Regions from separate parts of the Homo sapiens genome. Here region 1 is linked to region 2. A link is an interaction called in ENCODE POLR2A ChIA-PET data of the cell type or tissue named here. Cell type or tissue: OCI-LY7. All regions are shown on one strand. Links, peaks and the distances in the headings refer to the core of each region. The heading gives the core; the rest is flanking DNA.

The links. Peaks named below come from ENCODE experiments on the same cell type or tissue, not always from the same donor. Only the 100,000 strongest peaks of a DNase experiment are listed, where the experiment ranks them.
Region 1: POLR2A ChIA-PET joins it to region 2 with 5 read pairs; 7 of 35 experiments call an interaction of 5 or more read pairs at or near these places.

The regions. Positions count from the first base shown.
Region 1 is chr6:35,664,686-35,669,082 of GRCh38, reverse strand. All of the region lies in intron 1 of FKBP5 (FKBP prolyl isomerase 5), which reads left to right. It overlaps MIR5690 (microRNA 5690), which reads left to right and starts at 4,294; the gene lies at 4,294-4,366. In OCI-LY7, for the core only: no CTCF peak of the experiment used is centred there; no DNase peak of the experiment used is centred there; H3K4me3 peaks cover 888 bases; H3K27ac peaks cover 1,553 bases.
Region 2 is chr6:35,574,780-35,579,176 of GRCh38, reverse strand. FKBP5 (FKBP prolyl isomerase 5) reads left to right here. Exons shown (of 11, transcript NM_004117.4): 10 at 1,944-2,183; 11 at 3,235-4,397. The coding sequence ends at 3,342. Among named protein-coding and RNA genes, the nearest start is that of LINC03135, 33 kb to the right of the region's middle. In OCI-LY7, for the core only: no CTCF peak of the experiment used is centred there; no DNase peak of the experiment used is centred there.

The DNA.
Region 1 (4,397 bases), core at 83-4,082, 90 kb before region 2:
TTAGAGTTGAGAAGAAAATGATTAATTGATCAAACTTTTTTTGAAAAGTTAATTGCATCTCAAGTGTTTTCTTAGATATTGTTTCATTTTAGGTTCCTTATAAAATACTTCCTACAGGAGTCTTTAGTTTTGAAGTTATAAAAAAAAATTATCAGAGGAAATATGACTAATGTATATGCTTGGTTGAGCTGCATTTTCTTACTGTTTCTATACTTAGTATTTTAACAGGATGTGATTGATAGGAATTTAACATTCTAATTCTTTAAGACAATCATGAAGTTCTGATAGTTTCTTAGAAATGGAAATTGTGTCATTATATTTTGTTGTTTTATTGTTGTGCATTTTAACAAAAGAGGTGACTTCACATGTACCCTAAAACTTAAAGTATAATAATAACAAACAAAACAAAACACATGTACCCTAAAACTTAAAGTATAATAATACAAAAAAAAGAAGAAAAAAAACAACAAAAGAGGTGACTTATAACTATTCCATTCCAGTTTTATGATATGAAATTGTAGTCACACAGAACATTTAGGGGCCACATTAAGTGAAAATTCCATTTATTACAAAGTTTTTAAAAGGATTTTTAGCTGTATTACATGTCACTTAATTATAATCAATTTAATAGTTTCATTAAAATTAGACTCTTTTCAGGATTGATTTTGGTTTTGGTCTGTTAGGGTTGTGTGTTTACCCCTGAACTGTTGTGGTAGCCAAAGGGATAGAAAGCACTGACTGGCAAAAAATGGACACTGGGCCTAGCCTAAGAGGGAGAAGCAGGGCTTCCCAGAGGAAAGTCCCGGGATGCTGTTTCCAGCATAAAGGGGAGTGGGCTCTGGGCTCACACAAGGAGTCTCAGCAAGGCCAGACCGTAAAGGGCTGGGTATAGTGGGAAGAAGAGTTGGATTTTATGCAGTGGCTGATCTGCTGTTGCCATAGAGGATTCTTTTTGAATAATAACTTTTACTTTCTTATTGTGTTACACACTCGTTGTAGAAAAATTAAATTAGTGAAGAAAATAAAATAAAAATTTCCTATAATTTTTTTCCCTTTTTGAATGTTCTTAGCTAATTTCCCTTAAACTTCATTTAACATTTAGGTTACTTTTTTTCTTTTCGAAAGAGTCTCACTCTGTCACCCAGGCTGGAGTGCAGTGGCGGGATCGCAGCTCACTGCAACATCTGCTTCCTGAGTTCAAGTGATTCTTCTGCCTCAGCCTCCTGAGCAGCTGGGATTACAGGCGCCCGCCACCATGCCTAGTTGATTTTTGTATCTTTAATAGAGAATTCTTCTGCCTCAGCCTCCTGAGTAGCTGGGATTACAGGCACCCGCCACCACGCCTGGCTGATTTTTGTATTTTTAATAGAGATGGGGTTTCACCATGTTGGCCAGGCTGATCTCAAACTCTTGACCTCAGGTGATCCACCTGCCTCGGCCTCCCAAAGTGTTGGGATTATAGGCATGAGCCACTGCACCCAGCCAACTAGGTTACTTCTTATTTGTTTATTTGAAAGAGTGCTTGTTGAATTGTTCTTTCCACAGATTATGCTTCTAATAACTTTAAATATTAATTATGGAGGAAACGGGTTAATCATTTTAAGGATTCTTTTTGGTTGATATAATGATTCTATTAATTAATATTTGTCTTATGGGAGCCATAAGCGTAATAGGCATAATGAGAGCACACACTTGTAAGTCAGAGTGGTTCTTACAGGGGAGACAGGAAAAATGGAGTCCAAAAGGCCTTTCTGTAAGTTCCTTGGGAGCAGGGACTAGGTCTTTCTTGTTCACCATTATGTCAGTATCAGGCACAATGCTTGACGCCTAGTAAGTGTTCCATAAATAGTTGAATGAATGGATGAGTTTCTCATTAAGCACTTTTAGTAGCTCATATTTCTTGTACTGTGGATAATCAAGATCAATTATATTCATCTAAGGTTAAGAGCCTTTGCTATACTCAGTTTTCTTTATTAATGTAAATTTAATAAACTGATTTTTTTAAAAGGCATGCATCTATGTATACACACACACACACACACACACACACACACACACACACAGACACACACACAAAACAAGTGAAAATTTATTGTTTCTTCCCCTGAGCCCCATTCTCCAGAATTAGCTACTATTAATGGCTTACTATATTTTTTCTAGGTATTTTCTCTTCATATACATTTTCTTTCTTTTCTTTTTTTTGAGAGAGTCTCGCTCTGTCGCCCAGGCTGGAGTGCAGTGGTGCAATCTCGGCTTACTGCAACCTCCCGAGTTCAAGGGATTCTCCTGCCTCAGTCTCCCGAGTAGCTGGGATTATAGGCGCCTGCCACCATGCCCGGCTAATTTTTGTATTTTTAGTAGAGACGGGGTTTCACTGTGTTGGCCAGGATGGTCTTGATCTCTTGAACTCGTGATCCGCCTGCCTCAGCTTCCCAAAGTTCTGGGATTACAGGCGTGAGCCACCGTGCCCAGCCTTCATATACATTTTCTTTACACAAATAGAATAATTATATTCTGTTCTATAAATAGCTTTTTTTCCCCTTCATGGCATTCTTAAACTTTCCATATCAATTCGTTTGTAACTGTGTCTTTATTTTTAATTATATAATTTTCCATTGTAGAGATGTATAATAGAAGTCTATGAAGGAAATCCACTCCCCTCCTTTTTTTTTTTTTTTTTTTTTTTTTAACTATAATAGTAGTGTTTCTGCATGTATTTTTGCTTGCTTCTGTGAGAATATCTACAGGTTATTTCCTGGAAGTGATATTGCTGGGCTAAAGGATATTTGCACATAAACTTTCAGTAGATATTGGGAAATTCGCCCTTAAAAATATTCAACAAATTTGTACTCTTACTAAAGATATGAAGTGTTATTTTTCTGATAACTGTACACACTTTAATTTTGTGGATTAGAAGGATTAAACTTCTGAAAATGAATCCTTGTCATAGTAGCTTGAGATGTTCAGAAGATGATACATTAGGTAATATATATGTTCCTTGGCTTATGGTGGTTTTACCTCCTGATAAACTCATTGTAAATAGAAAATATCACAAGTTGAAAATGCATTTAATATACCTAACTTACTGAACATCATAGCCTACCTTACACATGCTCAGAACACTTAAATTAGCCTACAGTTGGGCAAAACCATCTAATAGAATGCCTATTTTATAATGTGTTGAATGTCTCACATAATTTATTGAAAACTGAAAGTGAAAAAGCAGAATAGTTGTATGGGTGCTTGGAGTACTGTTTCTACTGAATGTGTATCGCCTTCTCACCATCATAAAGTTGAAACTCGTAACCCAAACCATAAGTTGGGGACTGTCCATAGTTCCATTGCCTGATGTGATCTGTTGAAGTTAGGTGGAAGATAGTGTACTATGACCTCTACAGACCCATAGTGTGTATTGTACAGATTTAGATGAAGAAGATCAGAATGTTGGGTTTCTAGGTTTTTATCTTTTTAGAATGTTTAAGATAAACATTTATGGCCAGGCACGGTGGCTCATGCCTATAATCCCAGCACTTTGGGAGGCCGAGGCGGGCGGATCATGAAGTCAAGAGATTGAGACCATTCTGGCAAACATAGTGAAACCCTATCTCTACTAAAAATACAAAAAAAATTAGCTGGGTGTGGTGGCACGCGCCTGTAGTCCCAGCTACTCGGGAGGCTGAGGCAGGAGAATTGCTTGAACCTGGGAGGCGGAGGTTGCAGTGAGCCGAGATCGCGCCACTGCACTCCAGCTTGGTGACAGAGTGAGACTCCTCTAAAAAAAAAAAAAAAGAGGAGCATTTACTAGTGACATTCTAAAGGAGCAGAAGACCCTGAGTGCTGGTTTGAGAAGTTTAGATTTGTTGTGTTGGAACACTATTTAAGGTCCATGAATTAGAGAGTAATGTGGTGGGTGTGCTGTGTCAGAAAGGCTTCACTAGCAGTGTATACAGAATGAGTGGGAGTGAGTGAGCCGTCTGGAGGTAGGCAGGTCCTCTGGAGAACTGTAGTAATTCACAAAGGAGAGGAAGAAAACTCAAAATATGATGATAGCTATGGAGTCGAAAGTAAGATAAGAAACACAATGAATAGTTGGCGGTCCTATTGATTAAGTGGAGAAAAATTATATTGAAGTTGCAAACCTAGGAGAATGGCCAGATAATACAGATTATGAAATAAATGGAGAAGGGACCAATTTTGAAAAAGTTAATTTTCCTTAAAAACATAAGGAAATAAAAGGGTCCTGAAGTGAGAGAAATCAAAGATTGGAGAAGGAAAGAGGGAGAAATTATGCCACTTTTAATTTCAGCTACTACCTCTATTAGGATTTGGGAGTTATACTAATAGAGGTAATAGTTGAAATTAAGAGTGGATGAGTTCTGGTATGAAGTGGTTGATGG
Region 2 (4,397 bases), core at 323-4,322:
AGAGAGAGAGAGTGTGTGCGCGCGCGCGTGTGTGTGTTTTGTTTGTTTTAGAGACAAGTTGTTGCTATTTTGCCCAGGCTGGGGTGCGGTGGCTATTAATACACATGAACATAATGTACTACAGCCTCAAACTCTGGGGCCCAAGCTATCCTCCCACCTCAGCCTCCTGAGTAGCTGGGACTACAAGTGCATGCCACCACACCCTGCTAATTTTTAAATTTACTTTTGTAGAGATGGGGGTCTTCCAAAGAGCTGGGATTAAAGTTGTGAGGTACCACACCCAGCACAGCCTTGACTACATTATTTTTCTGTCTTCTATTGACAGAAGCAGTCATATAGCATCACTATTAACCCTATCTTTGGCAATAGGAAGCCTGTTCTCCTTATTTTCCTCTTTTTTTTTTTTTTGGAGATGGAGTCTTTCTCTGTTACCCAGTCTGGAGTGCAATGGCACAATCTTGGCTCACTCTAACCTCCACCTCCCGAGTTCAAGCGATTCTCCTGCCTCAGCCTCCCAAGTAGCTTAGACCACAGGTGCCGACCACCACACCAGGCTAATTTTTGTATTTTTAGTAGAGACAGGGTTTCACCATGTTGGCCCGGCTGGTTTCCAATTCCTGACCTCAGGTGATTTGCCACCTCAGCTTCCCAAAGTGCTGGGATTACAGGTGTGAGCCACCACAACCCAGCAATTTTCTTTTAGCTTTGTTGATTATATCTTTCTCTTTAAAGAAGGTTTTAATGTTTATGTAGTCAGATTTGTCGTCTCCTTTCTAGTTAGAAAAGACTTCCCCACACCAAGATTATAAAAATAACTGAAGCCAGGCACAGTGGTTTACACCTGTGACCTGTAACCCCAGGACTTTCGGAGGCTGAGGCGAGAGGATTGCCTGAGCCCAGGAGATAGAGGCTGCAGTGAGCTGTGATTGAGCCACTGCCCTCCAGCCTGGGCGACAGAGTGAGACCCTGCCTCAAAAAAATAATGATTATATTTTACATATTTTAAAATAAAAAATAATTGAAACATTTTATGGTTTTTTTTAATATGTAAATATGGTTGATCTAGAATTTACTTTTGTGCTTACAATATGAGGTAAGAACTTTTTTTTTTTTTTTTTTTTGGAGACAAGAGTCTCACTCTGTCACCCAGCCTGGAGTGCAGTGGCACGATCTCAGCCCACTCCAACCTCCACCTCCCTGGTTCAAGCAATTCTCCTGCCTCAGCCTCCCAAGTAGCTGGGATTACAGGCGCCTGCCACCATGCCCAGCTAATTTTTGTATTTTCAGTAGAGACAGGATTTCGCCATGTTGGCCAGGCTGGTCTCGAACTCCTCACCTCAGGTGATCACCTGCCTCAGCCTCCCAAAGTGCTGGGATTAGGGTGTGAACCACTGCACCCGGCCTTAACTCTTATTTTCTATGTGGATAGCTGCCATCCTGGCCCCGTTTATTTTAAAGTTAACTCTCCACTGATTCACATTACCACCTTTGTCATTTTCAAATGTTTTTATATGCAGACACATGACTGTTTCTGAATGATTCGTTCTGTTCCACTGAGCTGTTTGTCCACATGCTAGTAACCAAACTGTCTTAATTTCAGTAGTTTTAAAGTTTGTCTTTTTCTCTGGTAAGACAAGTGCCTCTTATTTTTTTCTTTTTTCCCAAATTTTTTCAGCCATTCTTGGGCACTTATTTGTTCCAATGAACTTTAAAATGAACTTCTCAAGAGCCCCCTCTCAAATCTCCTTGGGATCTTTCTAGAAATTGCATTAAATGCAGAAAATAATTTGGGTAGTAAATTTTGATCAGTAGTATGTAATTATCTTGAGCCCCATTTTTTTAAATACACTTTTTCCATCTCCTTTGGCAAGAGAACTTTGGTAAGCTGTTTACTGAATTTATTAAAATTCGTCCTTTCTAAAATATAGACCATCTATTCCTAGGCCCTTGGACTGGACAGTGCCAATGAGAAAGGCTTGTATAGGAGGGGTGAAGCCCAGCTGCTCATGAACGAGTTTGAGTCAGCCAAGGGTGACTTTGAGAAAGTGCTGGAAGTAAACCCCCAGAATAAGGCTGCAAGACTGCAGATCTCCATGTGCCAGAAAAAGGCCAAGGAGCACAACGAGCGGGACCGCAGGATATACGCCAACATGTTCAAGAAGTTTGCAGAGCAGGATGCCAAGGTGTGTGCAGAGCCTGATGACTGCAGGTGGATCAAGAGCCTGACCATGCCCCTTTGATTTTAGGGGACAGGAACAGCTAAACAACCCAAGAGGCTCAAGAGCAGGGAAAACGATTTCCAATCTAATCTGAGGCTGCTTTGGATCCAAAGGTCGAGTAGGGCAGTTCCAGTCACCAAAGGCACACGTCATGAGAGATGAGAAAACTAAATTCCCTTCAGATGTATTAGATTGGTTCAAAAGTAATTGTGGTTTTTACCATTACTTTCAATGGCAAAAACAGCAATTTTGCACCAACTCCCCCCGCCCGCCCCCCGGGCCCCTGCCCGAGTCAGAGTCTCACTCTGTCACCCAGACTGTAATGCAGTCGTGCTAACATGGCTCACTGCAGCCTTGACTTCTCTGGATCAAGTGATCCTCCCACCTCAGCCTCCTGAGTAGCTAGGACAAGCACACTACCACACTGGGCTAATTTTTTAAAATTTTTTGTAAAGATAGGGTTTCACTTTGTTGTCTAGGCTGGTCTCGAACCCCTGGCTTCAAGGGTTCCTCCTGCTTTGGTCTCCCAAAGTGCTGGGATTATAGACATGAGCCACCATGCCCAGCCCTTTTGTCATTTTTGAAAAATTGTAAACCCATCAGGATTTTTTTTTCAAGTAAGACTTACGATTTTCCCAGGAAATGGGATGTTATAGGAGCCCCATCATCACACCTGTTATCTTGAGGGTCGGCAGCCAGCCTGAAAAATGTGGCAGGAGAGGTCTGTCTGCAGAGAGGGCGGCCTCCCTACAGCATAGTTGGCATTCTGGTCCTGTCCCCAGTCTCCAGGAATGCCCAGACTTCATTATCCCACAGCTGTCCCATGTGTCAACCAAAGAAAGGTGAAGCTCCCACTCTAACTATTGGTAGCACAGCCCTGACCTACCCAGCTAGATATCCTAGAGAAAATCATTGCAATACCTCGTGTTTGGGACCTGATACACAGTCTGGAGGAGCCAGGAATTATTTCACTTCTTTATTCTCTAACCTTCTTGATTGCTTATTTCTTCCTTAGGAAGAGGCCAATAAAGCAATGGGCAAGAAGACTTCAGAAGGGGTCACTAATGAAAAAGGAACAGACAGTCAAGCAATGGAAGAAGAGAAACCTGAGGGCCACGTATGACGCCACGCCAAGGAGGGAAGAGTCCCAGTGAACTCGGCCCCTCCTCAATGGGCTTTCCCCCAACTCAGGACAGAACAGTGTTTAATGTAAAGTTTGTTATAGTCTATGTGATTCTGGAAGCAAATGGCAAAACCAGTAGCTTCCCAAAAACAGCCCCCCTGCTGCTGCCCGGAGGGTTCACTGAGGGGTGGCACGGGACCACTCCAGGTGGAACAAACAGAAATGACTGTGGTGTGGAGGGAGTGAGCCAGCAGCTTAAGTCCAGCTCATTTCAGTTTCTATCAACCTTCAAGTATCCAATTCAGGGTCCCTGGAGATCATCCTAACAATGTGGGGCTGTTAGGTTTTACCTTTGAACTTTCATAGCACTGCAGAAACCTTTAAAAAAAAAATGCTTCATGAATTTCTCCTTTCCTACAGTTGGGTAGGGTAGGGGAAGGAGGATAAGCTTTTGTTTTTTAAATGACTGAAGTGCTATAAATGTAGTCTGTTGCATTTTTAACCAACAGAACCCACAGTAGAGGGGTCTCATGTCTCCCCAGTTCCACAGCAGTGTCACAGACGTGAAAGCCAGAACCTCAGAGGCCACTTGCTTGCTGACTTAGCCTCCTCCCAAAGTCCCCCTCCTCAGCCAGCCTCCTTGTGAGAGTGGCTTTCTACCACACACAGCCTGTCCCTGGGGGAGTAATTCTGTCATTCCTAAAACACCCTTCAGCAATGATAATGAGCAGATGAGAGTTTCTGGATTAGCTTTTCCTATTTTCGATGAAGTTCTGAGATACTGAAATGTGAAAAGAGCAATCAGAATTGTGCTTTTTCTCCCCTCCTCTATTCCTTTTAGGGAATAATATTCAATACACAGTACTTCCTCCCAGCATTGCTACTGCTCAGCTTCTTCTTTCATTCTAATCCTTGCTATTAAGAATTTAAGACTTGTGCTTACAATATTTTTGACCTGGAGTGGATCTATTTACATAGTCATTTAGGATCCATGCAGCTTTTTTTGTCTTTTTAAGATTATTGGCTCATAAGCATATGTATACTGGTTTATGGAA